Linked DNA regions of Homo sapiens: region 2 is linked to region 1. A link is an interaction called in ENCODE POLR2A ChIA-PET data of the cell type or tissue named here. Cell type or tissue: GM12878. All regions are shown on one strand. Each heading gives the region's core, and the rest is flanking DNA. Links, peaks and the distances in the headings are about the cores only.

Evidence for each region. Peaks named below come from ENCODE experiments on the same cell type or tissue, not always from the same donor. Only the 100,000 strongest peaks of a DNase experiment are listed, where the experiment ranks them.
Region 2: POLR2A ChIA-PET joins it to region 1 with 5 read pairs; 1 of 35 experiments calls an interaction of 5 or more read pairs at or near these places.

The regions. Positions count from the first base shown.
Region 1 is chrX:30,711,096-30,716,095 of GRCh38, forward strand. The region is part of intron 13 of GK (glycerol kinase); the gene reads left to right. It overlaps GK-AS1 (GK antisense RNA 1), which reads right to left. Exons shown (of 1, transcript NR_046603.1): 1 at 1-5,000. Among named protein-coding and RNA genes, the nearest start is that of GK-AS1, 4.5 kb to the right of the region's middle. In GM12878, for the core only: a CTCF peak has its summit at 2,084; a DNase peak (open chromatin) is centred at 2,296; H3K27ac peaks cover 886 bases.
Region 2 is chrX:31,158,870-31,173,341 of GRCh38, forward strand. DMD (dystrophin) reads right to left here. Exons shown (of 79, transcript NM_004006.3): 73 at 13,479-13,544; 74 at 10,574-10,732. Among named protein-coding and RNA genes, the nearest start is that of FTHL17, 94 kb to the left of the region's middle. RefSeq lists an enhancer at 9,753-9,842. In GM12878, for the core only: no CTCF peak of the experiment used is centred there; a DNase peak (open chromatin) is centred at 9,842; H3K27ac peaks cover 370 bases.

The DNA of each region.
Region 1 (5,000 bases), core at 1-5,000:
TCCCACCTACTTTTTTCCTTTTTTTCTTCTTCTTTTTTTTTTTGCTGAGGGGCATCCTTCTATAGTTCTTTTAGTTTTAGTGTGGGATAGTAAGCCTATTCTTTTTAGGTTTGTCTTTGTTTTGCCCTCACTCTGAGGATGAGTATAAAAGCCTATATTAACAATTGTTTTTCCCACATCCCTTCTGGCCATTTTCGATGTTGATGAGACCTCTGCTGTCAATATGTGGTTCATTTGTAGATAATCTGGTTTATTGTCTGGGAGTTTCTAACATTATCTCTTTATCATTGATGTTCTGTAGTTTTACTATGATATGCCTGTGTTTGGATTTATTTTTATTTATCCTGTTAGGTACTTGGATCCAAGTCTGTCTTCAGATCTGGAAAGTTCTCAGCAATTATCTCTTCAAATATTGCTCCTCTACCATTACCTCCATCCTCTTCTGGAATTGCTATTGGATGAATATTGGAACCTTTCAACCCATCATCCATGTCTCTTAACTGCCCTTTTATATTTTTTTAATCTCTTTGTTTCTCTGTGCTGCGTCCCTGGTGAGTTTCTCAGTATCTACCTTCCATTTCCAAATCCTCTCTTTAAAACAAACAAGACAAATCATAAAAGCCTTTTTTGTATTGTGAAATATAAGACACATAGAGAAAAATGCATTAAATATCAATGTACAACTTGAAAAATTATTATAAAGGCTCATGTAACTTGTTCATAGAACGCCGCCAATCCCAAGAACCTCTATTTGCCCCACGATCACAACTTCCTCCCTCTCCCTGAGATAAACATCAGCCTGACTTTTATCATAATCACTTCCTTACTTTTCTTTGTAGTTCTAACACTTAAATGTGCAGCCCTGAACACCAGAGTTTAGTTTTGCATGTGTTTAATATTTGATATATTAAAAATATAAAAGAAAAGAGAGAGAGAGCATGTGCATGCATATCTGAGTCACTTAGTATGTATTTTTTTGTATTTTTTGATCTGGCTTCTTTCACTCAACATTATGTTTGTGAGATTCATCCACAGTATTATACATAGCTGTTTTTTTCATTGCTTCTTATTGCTATATGAAATTATTGAAGTTTAGTATTTATTCAGCTGTTGATGACATTCGAGTTGTTTTCAGTATTTGGCTATTATGAAAAATGCTGCTATGAACATTTTTGTATATGCCTCCTGATGTAAATGTATTCACCTTTCTGTAGGAGTAGAATTTCTAGGCCATAGATTATGTGTATCTTCACTTTGAGTAGATAGTGCAAACCATTTTTCACAGTAGATGTGTCAAGTTACACTCCTACCAGCAATATGGGGGAATGCTAGTTTACTCATCCTCTCTATCTAGTCTAGAGTTTACCCCATCTAGTACATTTTTCATCTTATTTAATATTTTCATTTCTATAGTTTTTATTTGGTTATTTTTCACATCCACCTGATTTTGTTTCAGTTCTCTTTTTTTTTTATTCTTAGTTTCATGTTTGTTTGTTTTTAAAATGGAAGTCATTTCCTAATTTATCTCCGAATACTTAAAACATATGTATTTTAAAATCTGTGTTAGGCCGGAATGAACTCTAGTCCAGCTATTAAGTTTGTTGGATTTCTTTTTTCTTTTCTTTTTTTTTTTTTTTTTTTTTTTTTGAGATGGAGTCTCGCTCTGTCGCCCAGGCTGGAATTCAGTGGCCTGATCTCGGCTCACTGCAAGCTCTGTCTCCCAGGTTCACGCCATTCTCCTGCCTCAGCCTCCCGAGTAGCTGGGACTACAGATGCCCACCACCATGCCCGGCTAATTTTTTGTATTTTTAGTAAAGACTGGAAATAACGAAGTTTCACCGTGTTAGCCAGGATGGTCTCGATCTCCTGACCTGGTGATCCGCCCGCCTCGGCCTCCCAAAGTGCTGGAATTACAGGCGTGAGCCACCGCGCCCGGCCTTGTTGGATTTCTTAATACAAGATTTCTTCGTATAGTTTAGAATTGTCACTTCCAGCCTTGTCTTCCATTAAGCCATATAGCCTCAGTCAGCAAATACACAGTTGCTTGTTTTTCTAGCATCCCTACACAAGTAAGAGAGCGCCACCTAGCTCCTGGCTTCAAGCATTGAGCCTGATTCTATTCCCTGTCTTGCGCAAAACATTTTGGACCCCTTTCTTCTGGAGGAACCAGTTCCCAGCCACCACTCCTACTCCCTGACACATATAGAAAAATAAATCAGAAGCCATCATGCTTGTGGCTTCAGTCCTGTTTGGTTATGTGTTTCCGTGTCTGTCCACATAGATGTTATTCTGTATTTGAGTCAGCATGTTGTTTCAGTTTTCTCTTTTATATCGTGTCTGTTATCCTCTGTGGTTAGAACAAAGGGGATTTTTGAAGTACAAACTCATTATTTCTGCTCATGTAAGCATCTGCATCTTCTTTTTCATCACCAAGAGAACTCTTTTTCTCTCCCTGAAGCCCCTGGCAGGTGATAGTAAGGCCTGACATTTTAATACCTCTAAATTCTCATTTTCATTATTTGTAAAAAGAAATAGGTGTTCATGATCCTTAAGTTGTTCTGTGACATTAAACTCATATTAAACTGGTTAAATTTGTCCCACCCTTTCTAGTTGGAAAATATTTCTCAGTAGTGGAAGAGACTGGAGCAAAATAGAGCCATTGAGTGGTTCTGCCTTCCCTCTGGCATCCTTGTTCCTCTTCTTTTTCCAAATACTGTTTCACAAAACAAAAATCCTTTTGGGAACTTTTAATATGAGTATGAACCTGAGCTTACTTATGACTTGAGACTTCCATGTTCCGTGTTTTGTCACTAGAATATAGATTTCCTGAGGCCAGGGTACTTGTCTATCTTGTTTACCACTCTGTCCCAGCAGGCTGGCAGATAATACATACCCATTAAATATTGTTCAAATACCGAATCCTATGTTAGGCCATTTTTTTCTTTTTAAATATGAGCTTCAAAGAGGGTTCCCTATATTGCCTCCCTGGTTTCTTTAAATATCTCTTCCCCTATCTTTTCTTTGTTATGGTTTAACGATTATAGCGTTAAGATTTCCTTTTTAGAGTTTTTCATCCTTCTTGAGCTAAATCCCTATTTTAGGTATAAACCTATGTAATAGATTATCTATTGCTGTGTAACAAGATTACCACAAACTTAAGTGGCTTAAAACAACACATTTATTGTTTCTCAGTTCCCATGGGTTCAGAATCCAGGCACAGCTTAGCTGGGTACCCTGCTCAGAGTCTCACAGGGCTGCAGTCAAGATGTTGACTGAGGCTCTGCTGTCATCTGAGGTTTAATCTGCTTCCAGGTTCATTCAGGTTATTGGCAAAATTCAGTTCCTTGTGGTTGTGGAACTGAGGACTTCAGTTTCTTGCTACCTGTCAGATGGAGGCCACCCTCAGCTCCTAGGGCTACCTGCAGTTCCCTGCTATCTGAGGGACCCCCAGTGGTTCTCTGCTTCCTTAAAGTCAGGAAGGGAGGGAATATCTCCAGCAAGACAGGCACAGTAAATCATGTAATGGAAGCACGTACACATCACCACACATATCCCATCACTTTTGACATGTACTGTTGGGTAGAAGAAAGTCACAGATATCACCACGCTCAAGAGGCGAGGATTATGCAAGGGTATGCACATCAGGAGGCAGGGATCATGGGAGCCACCTTAATTAAAAGTCTATCTGCCACAAGCATATAAACATTGTTTATGAACTTTTATAATGTTCTTTCTTGAAAAGTATACTTTCTGAGCAATAAATGCTTTTAATTTTAGTTCCCCAACTTGTTACTGAAGTATTAATGAAATCTGTTACATTTCAAAAATAATGTTGCTCCAATTCAACTCTTCCCTTTCTCTATGCAATTAAAAATGCTATAGAGTTAGACACTGCATTTGTAATCTAATATATACAAATTAACTACATTATAAATCATATACGTACAGATACATAGCACTGTAGTATACACAAAACTGTGTTTGCTATGCCTGATGAATGATTGTAAGCAATTTAGGGTAATCTTTACTTTACCTGATTTTTCTCCATACTCACCAATTTTCACCCTAATTGCCTTGTAAGCTACAATTCTACTGCATCCTGAAATATCCTGCTTTATTTTTATACTGTTTGTGGCAGTGGCATTCATGTCAAGGAGCTTTTGAAGAAAAATGTATTTGCCTGCTATGACATTACATCAGATCTACTTGATTATTTTTAATTCAATCTTCCTATAGCCTGTTTATTAGCCTTTCACTTTCCAGGCTACATGTCTAGTTTTAAAATAATTTATTCCTCTTGCCCTGTTATAATTTAATTTATTATTCTTTACACCCTCTCACTTTCATTGCATCTCCCTTAGTGTACAACTATTAAGCTTGCATGCATCTTTTCCAGGGAATCATAACCTAGAACAAGGGCTGATTCAAATTTGTAGATGATATACTAAAGTATTGGATCTTTATACTTAGGGTGTAATTTATGGTAACTTAACTGATAACAAGTAGACAGTCACCTTCTTTTATCATTTTAGGTTTTGGCTGCTATACTCTTTTCCTGTCCAGCTTTGAAACATTATTACCATCTTCCATTTTATTTCCTGCCTCTGAATTCAGAAGACCACATGTCTTTTGTGAATTAGAGATGTCTCTCATTTTTATTTCTTTAAAAGCTAAATCATACCATGTATTATATCCTGACAGCAAAATTATTTACTTTTTTCAGATAAGTGTTTTTATCTACCTTTTATTGTGTTATATTGAATCTAGTTTTTCAATCACAACAAAACACTTCTGTGTATTCCTGATGACAGAATTTAAAACAGTTATCTCCTGGAGCCTTAACAGTGACTATGTATTTTTTTTCTTTTGTTTTAATCTAAATAATACTCTGATTCTCAACTAATTACCTCTAATCAAAACCTTGATTTTCCTTTTGCTAAAATCATATTGCTTTCTCTTAAAAATATGGTGTAAGCATGTAACATCCTATCTTTTTCAAT
Region 2 (14,472 bases), core at 9,427-14,426, 460 kb after region 1:
AGTTTTAAAAAGAGTCCAAAAATAAGCCCAGAAAATGCTTAAGTCTGGGTTAGCCTAAACAACTTGGATGGTTTCAGTCTAATGGAAAATGACATCACAAACTAAACAGGTATATTAAGGGATTTTGGGAAAGAAAATAATGTAAGAAATGAGAAAAACAAGGGAGATACCTGAAAATCAACCCCAAAAACCCATCAAGTAACAGAAAAACTCCAAAGGATATTTACCCATTCATTTTTATGACACATTTATGTACCCAGTGCTGTGGAGATAAAGATATATGTAGGACACTGTCCCTTACCCTTGAAGAGCTCACATTCTAGAGTGTGGGATATTGTTTACTTCCACCATGGAAACAAACCTTACTCGAAGGCAAAAAGACTGGGAATCATGCTCACTGCTAAAGCTAAAAATACAGATTTTTATCTTTGAAATTATCGCCTTGATTTACCAGGAAATTACAGGAAAAGAATCATATGGATTTACTTATGACTTGTAGTTACAACAGACAGACTAGCACCATAAGGTAACTCAGAATTTGGAGACACAAGAAAAGGTCATATTTTAACTATTAAGATAGTAAAAAAATAAAATGGGTGAGTTTAGCCATCTGCAGAAGCCATCCATGTACATATGTAATACCAACAGGAAACCATTTCTAACTGGGCTGCTCATGCCCAATTACAATCAAGTACATCAGGAGGTCCTTGGTCTTCTTCTTACACAAACTCTCTTCCTAGGAGGTCTCTGTCCTCTCCCCAGGCTTCCATCTCCGCCACAACCATGACCCCTTCCCGCAACTCATTACTCCTTAATCAAGACTTCTCTTCTAAGGCTTCAGACCTATCTCTCCAACATTCTCCTGGATGGCTCCATTAGCCATGGGCTCTAGAAGCTGAAACTTGCTAAGCACCAAGCCACACGAGGTTGATATACTGATTATGCAAGCTCTAAAATTTCAGTGCCAGGAAAGGAACAGCCTTCCTCAAGTAGCATTACACAGGACCATATAGTAGCTACACATCTTTGTAACTTATACCTTAATCTTACTTTGAGATGAAAGCTATACCTGCATTTCTGTCATAAGATAAAGAGGGAGAAATATCTTCCCATGTGTTGATGATACACTTTAAAATCACAATCCAGGAGAGGCCTCAAGCAACAACTGGCCTTTGCATCTAACTACTTACAAAGAAAGATTCCACAGTAATTGTGATGAAGCTAAAGGTGCTGTCTTTGGTAAACATCTTTCAAAGTTCAATCATTTCACAAGAAAGAACTCCCGATAGCAAGTTAATTGCATCAAGTCACTGGTGGCAATTTTTCTTGGTGGTTTGGGTGAAAAGCCAAGTTATTCGGTGGGATATTCTACAAAAATGGTGCAAAGAATTTTCTATGATCATGAGAGTTAATTTAATACCTATCTTTAGATTTTTCAGACTAAATCATTCTGGCTTCTGGGTCTACAGGGTAACTGCTTCACCACTAGAGCATATGAAAAGTTACTTTTGTGCGAAAAATCCAGGCTTCCTACGTGGGCACCTGTTATAGCTTTATCTTCTGATGTTCCCAGAGACACAACGGATAGGCTTCTCAACAACTACAGTAGAGAGTCAACTATGCTATCTCCTAGACTGGTTTTCAAAGTTTACTTCAGACTTGAATTTCTTTACCAAAGTGTGTTCCATATAACATTGCAGTTGGGCTCGAGGTCAAGTAAGTGGGAGCAACATGAGGTTAGACAAAGCTAATCAGGTTTCTTCACTTCCAAACTCCTCAGTGCAAATGCTAACGTAATGATGACTTTCCAGTATGAGTGCTTTCAAAGTTTTACTGTCCTTGGAATCCTTTTTTTCTCAGAGTATCTCAGTGGTATTCTGCAGAATACATTTTAGGCAACAGTGACCTTTATCCTTGGAGAACTGTCACCCTATCTTTGGTGTTTTAATGTTAAGCTTTCCACAATTATCAAAGGCCATGAGAAACAGCCACATATAATTTCCCTTGGGATTTGTTATAAAAATGTTGATAAGGACACTAGCCAATAATCACTTCAAGTGTAACGCTGCTTAAGAGTTCAGGACCACCACCCAAGTTTGAATACAGGTCCTATTACTTGCTGGCCATATGAAGTGTCCTTAATACTCTGTGCCACGTAATCCTCTGGAAACAGCCTCTCTTTCATAGGGTTGTTTTAAGGATTAAATAGGAGTTCATATGTACTCAGAACAGTTCCTGTCCATAGCAATCACTCAAAGGACAGCTATTTTTGTTATTATTATTATTACGTAGAGCCAGGAAAACAATGATGTTTCTTTAGGATGCTGCGTGCTTCTTTAATTCAATATTAAGAGACAGACAAATCTTTGTTTCCTATTATCTCCCTGGCTACAGGGAAGCTCAAACTGAATCTGAAGCTTAGTCAAATCAACTATGCTAATCCCTATGATGTTCATTGATCTATTATTTATATTGCAGGAATTGTATTGCTATGACTTTTTAAAGAATCCTTTCTGAAAACTGAATACGTAAAATCAACATAGGAAATTTCCACTTGAAATGTCCTTGGGCAAATAGAATTCAGTATGTCTGATACGTAGCTCTTTCTCTCCATGCACTAACCCTTTGCAAATCAGGAGTTTTTCCTGGGTGCACTAGGTTGCTTTTGTTTGTTTTTCAATGATCATTTCCCAGTTCCCAAATTAAAACTTTCCGTAACACCAGATGCCTCCCCCTCTCCATTTTCCCTTGGTCTCATTCATTCAGTGACCTTCTAATTTCTCCATCCCCTTCTTCACTTGCCTAAGACATCCTTAGTTAAGAACCTGGCATCTTTTAATGGACTATTCCACTGTGCTTCTACCAATCTTCATGGCTTTAGCTTTCTGCCAGGTCAGTTATTTTTCTCAATCCTCCCCCCCGTCAAAAAGCCATCACTGTTCACCTGCTTATAGGATAAAACCCAAACTCCTTAGTATGATGCACAAAGTCCTTTAAACAGTAGTCCCCACCTACCATCCCACTGCCCTCTTATTCTCCTCATTCCAAGCCACACATTACTCACTGGTCCACCAGTCTGGAAAACTCATCCTTCCCCCATCTCTCAGACTGGAAAACTCCCATTCAGTCTTCAACTCTTAAACTCTCTTTGTAAAGGCCTCTCTACTCCCTCTGATAGAATAAATCATTCACCTCTGTGCCCCCAGAGCACTTGTAACAGTAGGATATAAGTAGTTGTTTCTATTTTAACTTTTTTAAAATAAATTTTGAGCTCCATGAGGGTAAGAACCAAGGCTTATTCATCTTTGTAGTCTCATAATTTTAAAATTACATTAAGCACTCAGTAACTATCTGCAGAATTGAACAGAATTACATCCTCAGGCCTGGAAAGTAGCTAAAGAAACTCATGACCATAATCAATTCTACTGTAGAGGGACAATTGGCAAATGAAGGCCAACAGGAGGATGAGGGTCTTCATGAAAAATCTAAAAAAAAAAAAAAAAAAAAAAGGGAAATTGGATTGTAAGAACATAAACTCTTATCCAGCATGTTCTAGGGAGATGGCAGCTGTACTTGTAAGATGTGAATATTCTAATCGCCAGAGGGGTGCTTCAATTTTTTTGTAGTATGAAGCAGTCCTCACAAACATCCAATTTTAGATGCCAAGATTCTAGGCTCACCAGAACACAATTTGATTTTTATTGTGATTCCTAAGACACTGGATTCTAAGACACAGGATGCTGTGTGCCGAAAAAATGAATATATTCCTCATTTTAATAGATCTAGTATTTGCACTTAAACCAGATGCTGTCTCCTCCTAAAAAAGCTTTAAGGCAACCTTGATAACATTTTAATACAAGGCAGTTAAAAAGAGAGATAATTAGGATAAAGGGAGAAATAAACTTTCATTCTGGGTTATCCATTCACTGCCATGAACTGCATACTATGAATCAGTCCCCTCAGACTTCAATTAACTTTGGATAAACTGAAGGAAATTTAGTTACACTGGCCCTGCTAGTTAGAAACTGAGTCTGTGAATAATGGTGATTCCACTTCTACCATGTTCCTGTCCTCCCTGCCTGAGTAGAGCTGAGATGGTTGACCCCATTCTTACACAGCTTCTTAAATGTGGCATGTATGCCCTTCAGCTCTTATTCATCCTTGCCATAAAAGGTCTTGGCTTTCTGATTTCTGTGATCAAACTAGCTCCCTTTGTCTCAAGAAGGGCTCTGTAGCCCTTTGTTTTGGGGCCCATGTCACCAAATGATATAGTTTGGCTGGATCTCCACCCAAATCTGATCTTGAATTATAGCTCTCATAATCCGCACATATCATGGGAGGAACCCAGTGGGAGGTAACTGAATCATGGGGGTGGGGTTTTCCCATGCTGTTTTTGTGATAGTAACTCTCATGAGATCTGATGGTTTTAAAAAGGGCAGTTCTCCTGCACATGCTCTCTTGCCTGCCACCGTGTAAGACATGCCTTTCCTCCTCCTTCACCTTCTGCCATGATTGTGAGGCCTTCCCAGCCACACGGAACTGTGAGTCCATTAAACCTCTTTTTCTTTGTAAATTGCCCCGTATGAAAATGGACTAATACACCAAGTAACTTGAATGCCTAGTTTCGTTAAATGTATCATATACCACGCTTTCCTCTCCACTCCAACTTTAAAAACATGTGGGAACAGCCGTAGGAATCAGTCTTGAATTATTTCCAGTGATGTCTACTGGACATTTTAACATTCATTCCATTATGCTTCTTTCCTCCCTTCCTTACCCTAAATTCCTTACCTACCACTTTGTCTTCAGAGGCAGTCCTTCCTCTCATTCAAGGTCACGCCTCCTCCCATACTTTAGTTCCCTAACCCTTCTCTCTCCTGCCTCCTGTGGGAAAATGCTCCCATCATTCCCAAGCTCTGCCCTCCTCTTCTTCTGGCACATTTCTCCAGCATGTGAAAATTAGAGATTTTTAAGTAAAAAGAGAAAACCAGAGTGAACACTGCACGACACTGTGTGAAGTAACCCCAACAACCATAAATATGTTTGCAAATATTTGCATATGTAGAGAGCATGTTTGGAAGGAAACACAAGAAACCAAGAAAGATGGCAGCCTCCAGAGCTGGAAACACCACAGCCAGGGGAGAAGGTTGGAGAAGGATTCACTTTTCTCTATATGTCTTTTTGAACCCTTTGGATTTTGTATAATAATATACATGTATTCTCTACTAAAAATAAAAGTAATTAAATACACACTTTAATGTTCACATCTTCCGGAGTTCTACCAAATCCAGTGTTCTCCTTCTGCTACATGCTCCCGGGATATATAAATTCATTCTCACGGTTTCAACTACCACCTGTGAGCTGGCGACTCACAGTCCTAATATCTCAGGCTTATATCCTTTCTACAAGCATCAGAGTTCTATCTCTCAGACTGTCAGACATTTACACATGGAGATGTCACCAGGACCTCAACTCGACCTCTTCCATACCTCATTTATCACCTTCCAGCTACTCAGCCCTTCAGGAAGGACCTCTAATAAACACTGCTGCATTAAAGGATGGACCTGCTGCAACTCCTCCTGAATTATCAGTCCCAGCTGCAAATAACTACTATCATCTTGTTTTGTAGTTACCAGCCCTGGGAATCATTCCTTCATACCCTAGTCCCACAGAACTACCGAATCAAACAGCTCTATCCTCCCCCGAAATATCACTCAGATCAGCCTGTCTACTTCATTTCTATCACCTTACTTAAGGCTCTAATCATCTCTTTCCTGGGCTCCCATGTGACTCCCCCCAGCTTGATTTCCTCGTTCCAGCATCGCTCTTTTCAAAGTTACCCTCCGCACAGCTGCCTGTGTGGCGTATATTCATGTCAATATCATGGCCTGACTCCTGGATCACACCCTTGAGTTGCTCCCTAGACTAGGCACGGAGGCAGCAACTCTGCAGTGGGTACCACACCCTTCCCGACCTGCCCTTGCTGACCTGGTCAGCCTCATCTCCTCTCATTCTTTGCCTTCTTAAAAAAGGTAATACAACTGCAGTTTCCCTCAAACAAACTCTGCCATTCCTCACCCTGACACCTTTGTTTATATTCCATAGGAATGCCCATTCCTAACCTCTTCAGATTCCCTTCATTTTGGCCATCTTTTCACCATCATTGGAGACTTGCACAAAGACCTAATGAAAGAACATTGAATAAAGATTTCCCGTAGCTATGAAGATTGATAGCTACTAGACTAGGTCCAAAGTCATCAAGTCAATTACAAAGTAAAGCAACGGGATCATGATTTCCAGCTACTTTAATTCAGTGGTATCAGTAACTGATCTAGAACTTCTTTGACTGTAACAATAATAATCTTGCACAATCACTGGAGGAATTTAAAGGAAAAAGAGAAAACTCAAATTTTGGCTTCATAAGGTCTTACTGCCCAACAAGACATATGAAAGGTCCTGAGTAGGTATTAAGAATCTACAGAGTTCCCTCGTGTTATATAACATCTACTAACAACTTTAACTTTAGACTTTATGGTGAATTAGGTTAATATTTAGCCACCTTGTTGACTTGAGAACAATCTAATCAATTTGCTCTGCAGGTAGTAGAACGACAATGTCTTTGTCTCTCAGAAAGGCTACCTTTTCATTGCTAGGATCATACCTTGAATTTCAGAGCAAGTCTTGGTTTATTTAGACAGTGCAGAGACAAATACATCTCTGTATTTGAACACTACAGGCTTAAGTCAGGAGACTGAAGGCTTTAATCAACGCAAGAAAAAAAAGTAAACCTTGAGTCTGCAATGCTAAGGACACACAATGGGGCAAAAACCCAAGATCCAGTGGCTCTTTGCCAAATAAAGATGTATCTGAATTATATGTGGTAATGAGGGAGAAATATGATGCAGAAGCGAAATATTAAAGATTAGATATCTCACTAACACCATTAGTCATCCAAACTTATGGGAGGCACTATGGGAAAAACTCAGTCAGATTTAGCTTTTACTCAGAGCTTTAGCCTTATCTCTGTGGCATCAACCAAGAATCAGAGAACACCAATGTGGGATACATACAGTGCCTGTGATTTGGAAAACGGGTTCTTAACATTCTAAATTTATGACAAAGCCATGCCTGGTGCTAATCAAGGCAGTTTGAAAAAGGGGAGAATTTTGAAAAGCAAGCAGAAAACAAAGTCTTTGAAAGGCTTTTCTCTACGAAATTAGGTTTGTAAAAGAACTTTAGTCAAAAGTGCATGCATGTATGCTACAATTAAAATAAATTCAGCTTCAATTCATTTATTCATTAATGCATTCAACAAATATTTATTGAATACTATGTGCAACAACCAGGAGAAATGGAATTCTAAAGGCAGAGATAAGATACCTCTGAGACACTTCTCAAACAGCCATCCTCTGTTTTTCTAGGGGGTTGTAGGGAGGTGTCATGAATAAGAACAATTAATGGAATTTAATAAATATCTAGTCAGGAATGGGGCTCTCCAGGCCTCTCTCTTTTGCTGTTATTTGGAGATAAATCACAGCTAAAGGAACATAAAATATATATATTAACAGATCAATAAGTACACATCCAAAGGACTTGGGGCAATCTCAATTTTAAATATACTTTCTTATTTTCTCTAAAAGTATGCTCGTATTTGTCAGATTGCGTAGCCCAATGCTGACTTAGGACATAGCCAGCTAGACATGCACAGAGAGGGCATCTAAAGAATTCCTGGGTTTTCTCAACAGGAAATGGCAAATTAAAGGCTCCTTAAGCAACACTGAATTCAAGGGTAGCGAAGGCAAATCTAGGGCTCTGAAGCTCCTTGCGCAGAACTGCAAGAAGACAGGACAGGGCAGATCAAAGAAAACACACGGGCTGTTTTCAGGAAGGGAACTCTGTGGAGACATTTCTTTGGAATTTGGTAGAAGGTCAAATAGGACAAAATGAAGGGACAATGAAGGAAGCTCATCCTGATCATTTCGTGAAGGTCAAGGTAACTTACACAAAGATTTGCATCAACCCCAGAGTCCTCATTTTGGAGCTCTAAGTAGGCCTGGTGTTATGTTTTTTGTTCTTTTAGAGAACAAACCATCCCATTCTTGGAGAATGGTCTTGGATATCTTCCAGGGTAAAGCGGTTATCGCTGTGCCACAAGTAGATGAACAGGTTTATTCCGGGACACTCAGTCCTCATAGATAGTCCCTCAAGTTAAGGCACATTCTGGGGAATATGCCGCAATTCTATGTAAATGACATTCACAGAGACTTACTCTTCTTTATTATCTGGTTGAAGGCAGAGTTGCCTATTTAGAGTCAGAAAAATCTGGATTTCAATTCAGTTCTACCACTGGCTGACTGGGAAATCTGGGGCAAGCTGTGTGAACCTCTAAGAACCTGTGTCTCATTCACAGAAAGGCGACAGTCTCTTCTCCATAGCGTTTGTAAGAAGATTAAATGATCTAAAATATGTAAAAGTGCACTCAAAATGATAAAATGATAAATAAATGATAGTTATCAGTACTCTTTACAAACATTCTTTGACCCGGGTGCAATGGTACGGAGAAAGACTATGCTAACCACAAACGAGGCAGGGCTCTTGACCAATGAGCTCAAAAGATATATTACACGATCATATACTTCAAAAATATATTTACTCCTTGGTAACATCAAATTCTATTTACAGTGTCAGTTCCAACTTTTTATTCCGATTTGACTTTGACCCCTACAATAATTACAGATTTAACATAAATGGATATTACTGATTATTCTCAATAAAGTAGAAATGTTTTCTCTACCATGGTCTTCACTGACAAATGATCTCAAAAGTACGGCCAAAAATAAAGCTATCATTAAAACAACAAAAAAAGTTCAATATTATCTCGTGGATGGTACTCATGTGATGTTCTTGCTGTATTTTCAGGTTTTTAGCAAACATTTCCTGAGTAGCCATTAAATATTCAAACCATGCTAAGTACTCTGGAGGATATGAAGATGATTAAGATACAGTCCATGCCCCAAAGACACACACTAGCTCATTAAAGAGAGGCACTGGTAATAACTGATAAAAAGGAAAACTGTCAAGGAATTTTCTGAGAAAGGTCCAAAGTGCTCTGGGAATAGAGGCAAAAGACAGATTTCTTCCAACTGCAGGGATCTAGCAGGGCTCCATGGGGAAAGTTATTTTGAGCAGTGTGATGGAGGATAGGTGGGATTCCTTTGTCAGATACGGCAGTGGTGGGTTAGAGGTTAGCAGTTAGGCTGAGACTCAAGCTTGAGCTTGACCCCAAAGGTAGATGAGAGCAGGATGTATTCAGAAATACTAGCTACAACAGCATAGCCAGAACACAGGGAGAACAAAAGAAGATGGCATAGAAAAAGCAAGTCAAGAGAATATTGTGGAAGGGTTTGAACGCCCCACTAAGAAGCTTGATTTTTTTCTACATGCAGAAATCCAGTGAAAGGGGAATGCCATGATGGGTCTTGGTTCTGGCAAGATGTACAAGTAGAGTCAGTATGGAGGATTTATTGCAAGGGTGGGAAAGAGACTAAAGGGAAGCCAACCAGATAAGGAGCTATGGCCATAGGTAAAAGGTGTTAAGAGCTAGAAGGCTCGCAGTGGCAGCAGGAAGCAATGGAAGAGTGGCAGTTTGTTTTTTCATCCTGAAGTGGCATACTCCCGAGGGCACTGATCTCAGACACACTGCGTTGCCTACGTTAAGAGCTTTTGGTGCCTTGGGCTCAACCAAAGAGATGAAAGTACTTAAGACCCACAAATCTGAGCAACATCTACTTTAAATCCTTGCTTGGTGGCATCTGTCTGAAGAAGGCACATTGTGAGTTAGAAGTGATCATGTGAGAAGACTTTTTAAACCAAGGGACCTGTGACATAATAAATGTAATACAGAACTGAAAGTCCAATGATTTGCATTATCCTGACACAATACAGTACCCCAGATGTTTACATCTTTGTCCTCCCTGCAGTCATTATGAGAGTTCTTTAGCCTTTTTCTCTTCTACAATTTCTGCTATTTTTACATGACTGTCTTTTACAGGTGATGGCTGACAATTGGAATTGTCTCACTAACCTGCTATGATGGTGAGCATAAATAATAATTTCTGCATTTGATGATGAAAAATAAGATGAAACAATTGGTTTCCCAATATGACCAAGCCAATAACCCTACTTTCTTAAATGTTTGAGGTAGATAATATGGCCAAACACATGTAAAAAAAATCATATAATCATAAAATTAAATAACCTACTTTTTTCTTAAATTCTATTCTGAAATATAAAATCAAAGCCTTGGAGACACATGCAACAAGTCAAATACCACCATCAGCATTAACTCCTTCACACCTAAAATATGAGTTCTTCATCATACTATTGCATCCATTGTCTTCTTTCAGATAACAAAAAAAAAAAAGAGAGAGAGAATCTGCAAATGGAGCTAAACAGATTATTTTAGAAAACAATTAGACATAAAATGACTCTAAGTGAAGATTCCTGGCACTTTTCTATGTGTGCAAGTGTATGCACTCTGCATACCAATGACAAAGCTAGAAAGAAAACTCACCTGTTTTCTTCCTCAAGATCTGCTAGGATTCTCTCTAGCTCCCCTCTTTCCTCACTCTCTAAGGAAATCAAGATCTGGGCAGGACTACGAGGCTGGCTCAGGGGGGAGTCCTGGTTCAAACTTTGGCAGTAATGCTGGATTAACAAATGTTCATCATCTCTGGAAAATAAAATCAAAGGTTTTGGTTTTTTCCCCCCCTTATTTTGCTTTGGGGGTTAGGGACTCAGGAGTGTATTTGAAAATAGAAACATTTATTTGCTCTTAACAATTAATTAGACCTTTTTTCCTGCTTCTAAAGACCTTTTGATACTGCTGAGGTTGTGATCTACCATTCTACTGGTACCAATTCAAAGTGTTTTCTTGCTCAGATTTTCAAATGAAATTGATTGGCCTATTTACACGGATAAATGAAAGGCAGAATTACAGAAATACTGGGACTCTACGTTGATGTTAGTCAATAGCTAAAAAATATTAAAAGATATAATAATGGCTGTATAATGCTTTGGCCACCAAGCCTGTCAAGATAATCTGTTCACTAACCCACGCTATTGTTGTACTGAGTAGGAAAAAATACCTTGCAGCTCTAAAAGTAACAGAGGAAATATTTTATTAAGTGGAAGGCAATGTAACCAAAAAGTATTGCTTCAGTAAGTCAGTTTTAACTTATATAAGTCATTGAGGCAGAATGACAACAACAATTAAACTGGAGATACATGATTGTTTCATTCAGTTATTGTTTAGACAGAAGAACGAAAATTAAGGGGAAAAAAGACATTAAGGTGACTGATTAAAAGAAGACTGAACATCTCATTCCTCGGGGCAGAGTTTTTTTAAATACAAGTTTTATTTATTTTTAAATTTATACATAATGGTTTTAAGGACTAATCTTGCGGGAAAAGGAGGCAAAAAGGCTTCTATTTGGGGAGGCAGCTACAATCTTTCCTGGAAACTAGGAACTCTCTAATACACAGGACAAACTTTTTTCTGAATGCATTGCTCCAAGCTCCGGAAAGGCCTGTTTACCTCCAAGTTATAAGAATTTTCTTCTGTCCGTAATGACAGGCTAAAGCTCATTGTTTCTGGTTAGATATCATTAAGATGATACGCTAATATTCTCCTCTCCATACCCACTTAAGTTGAAAAATATCAGAAATTTAGGAAAAAGTCCTTCTCATTTGAATTATTTTTGTTTATCAAGCCAGTTACCTGGTTTAGATGTGAAAAGCTGACTAAAAATAATTATTGGGTATTAAAAACACACATTTAAGTGAAGTCAACCAATCCACCAAACCACTTCCCCAAACCTGCCCCTAAAATGCCATGAGTTTTTGCCATCCAACATTGAGTCAAAATGGATTTTATGTCCTCAGAATAAGCTAAAGCTTATTTTAAAATAAAACAAAAGCAGTTTTACCACCTAATTTATCACACTCATTCCAAATTCTGAAGTTGTACTGCTAGAACTTCCCATGTTTAATTATAACCTAGAGTTGTAACTACACTTTTCTTCCTGTTCTCTTAGGCAGTCAATGAATGACAGCCACTGTTACGTAGATACAACTCGAATTAATCTGAATGTGCTAGAGCTTCTAATACCAAAATCAGTGAGCCAAAGAAGCACAAGCTATTTACATTTGGCTGATTCTTTGGCCACACATTTTACTGTTGAAGTATCTTATATATTAGTACCATTAATACTTTTTCCCATAGCTAAGAAAGATAAGGCATCACAGTTATGGTTGGGGAAAGGCTTTTTTGTTTGTTTGTTTGAAGGAAGTAAGTCATATACAAATGACTGAGGGTTGACTTGATTCTTTATTATTAGCTTGATCGTTTATGTACCAGATGAGATTATTTATTCTCATGTCTTCAATAACTAGTTATATATATGCCACTTTGATACTATTTCTTTTGGCCTAATCCTTATGAAGGTTCTTTTCTCATCTGAGCATGACTTTGTGTTGCCACACCAACTACATATGATAAATTTACCATTCTTCCCTTTGTCTATATTCTCCAAGATGGGTGAGATATCCTTACTTTATCAAACTAAAAAGGCATCGTAATACTTTGACTAGATTTCTTCTCTTTATGTTATTTATTCACTTGGCAAATCCTTATTTTTTCCTTCATATTTGCTTCAATGTCTGCTCTCTCTACCTCAAGCCCCGGTCAGCATTTACTTGGTTCATGGCAATGTTCCTTTGTGCTCTGTATTGTGAACACTGCCCTCACTCTATAATGAAGCCTGTTTCCCTGCCATAGCTGTGTTCCCTGCTGCTCTTAGCACCGCTCTATCTCCGTCCTTAAAGTTTAACAGGGTTGGCTTATCATCCTGCTAACAACCTGCAACCTGAATTGGTACTTCTCCTCTGGAAACTCTTCATAAGATTGCCTCACTTTATTTATCTTGTGAAGATGCTAAATCACAAAAATCTACTTCTTTGGATTTCTGAAGGAAAATGCCCAACTAACCTACCATATGTGAATAGCCATGCTATACCAAGATCACGTTTCCACTCCCCATGAGTGGAGAAAATAGTACTTAGCCATGACTTTAAAATTAATATCCTATCCCTTTAAATATCTGGCAGGTTTGGTCAAAGATTAAGCATTACTATAAATACTTGGGACTCTGCAATTTGTAATCATATGGTATGAAATAAGTTCAAATAAGAGTAAGGCAAACTATTTTTGCTACTCTGAATACTAATAATGCCAGAATTTGGATGAGCTCATTCCATGCCAGGGCATTAAGAATTAAAGGAAAAAAGTAAATGAATGGCTCCTTAAAAGATCAAATGAATATGATGCTAATTCCTATATCCTGTGCTATCCTACCTCTAAATCCCTCAAAGCAATTTCATTGTCAGGAACATTTTGTAAAAAGAGATGGGATACTTACATGCTCTCATTAGGAGAGATGCTATCATTTAGATAAGATCCATTGCTGTTTTCCATTTCTGCTAGCCTGATAAAAAACGTAAAAGCTCATTAAAACTTATGTGACGTCTTAGAATCTATTCAAGACCTAATCGAACATTCCTGAAAACTAAAGGATAAATCATGGCAAGAAGAGAAAGGAATCCTTCAAATTAAAGGATGTGTGTGTTGGCTTAACCATTTGAGGCAGTGTGTGGTAGACCACAGCTAGTTAGTAGCACTACATTTATGATAGAAATTCTAAGGAAAGTTATATTTCACTGTTTTCCCCCTACAGATCAGTCTTGCTTTCACTGAGAACAGGTCTTTGTTTTCAGAAGAAAAGCTTCCCTAACAATAAGTGCACTCCCTACCTTACACTACCCCTTGTCTTTTAGGACAATTACTACTTTCCACTGATGACAGACTTACACAGCTAGCTAATGCTTTTCACGATTGGTAAACATGTCCAGCAGTTAGAATATTGACAAAGGATGGATGCACAGTAAGCTCTCTAAACATTCTGCCACCAATTTTTACCTTTAAAATCTTCTTCACCTCAGGCAATTATACAGGGGGTTTTTTGTTTGTTTGTTTGTTTGTTTTTTTACAACTAAAAAAGTTAACCAAACTCTTACGGATTTAACAAGCATAAAATATTTTAAAATTAGTAATTCAGTTTTTAGGTATAAAAATCATCTCAAACACAAAGAAGGTGAGACAGAAAAGTCCAAGGATTAGGAAAATTAATTATTCTCTTCTTTACAGCATATCATGTAAAATAAATACACAAACGGAAAGCTGATGCTTTCATATTCTCCATATAATATAGTATCATTTTTTCATATATGAATGTCTGGTCTAGCAGTTTTCTAAGGAGGTTAAACTATTTGTAAGCCAATTTAGTAAATGTGCTCAGTATAAAAAAACATAGCAAGGCTACCGGAAATGTTTAAAAGCCAGGGTTAGGGAAGATT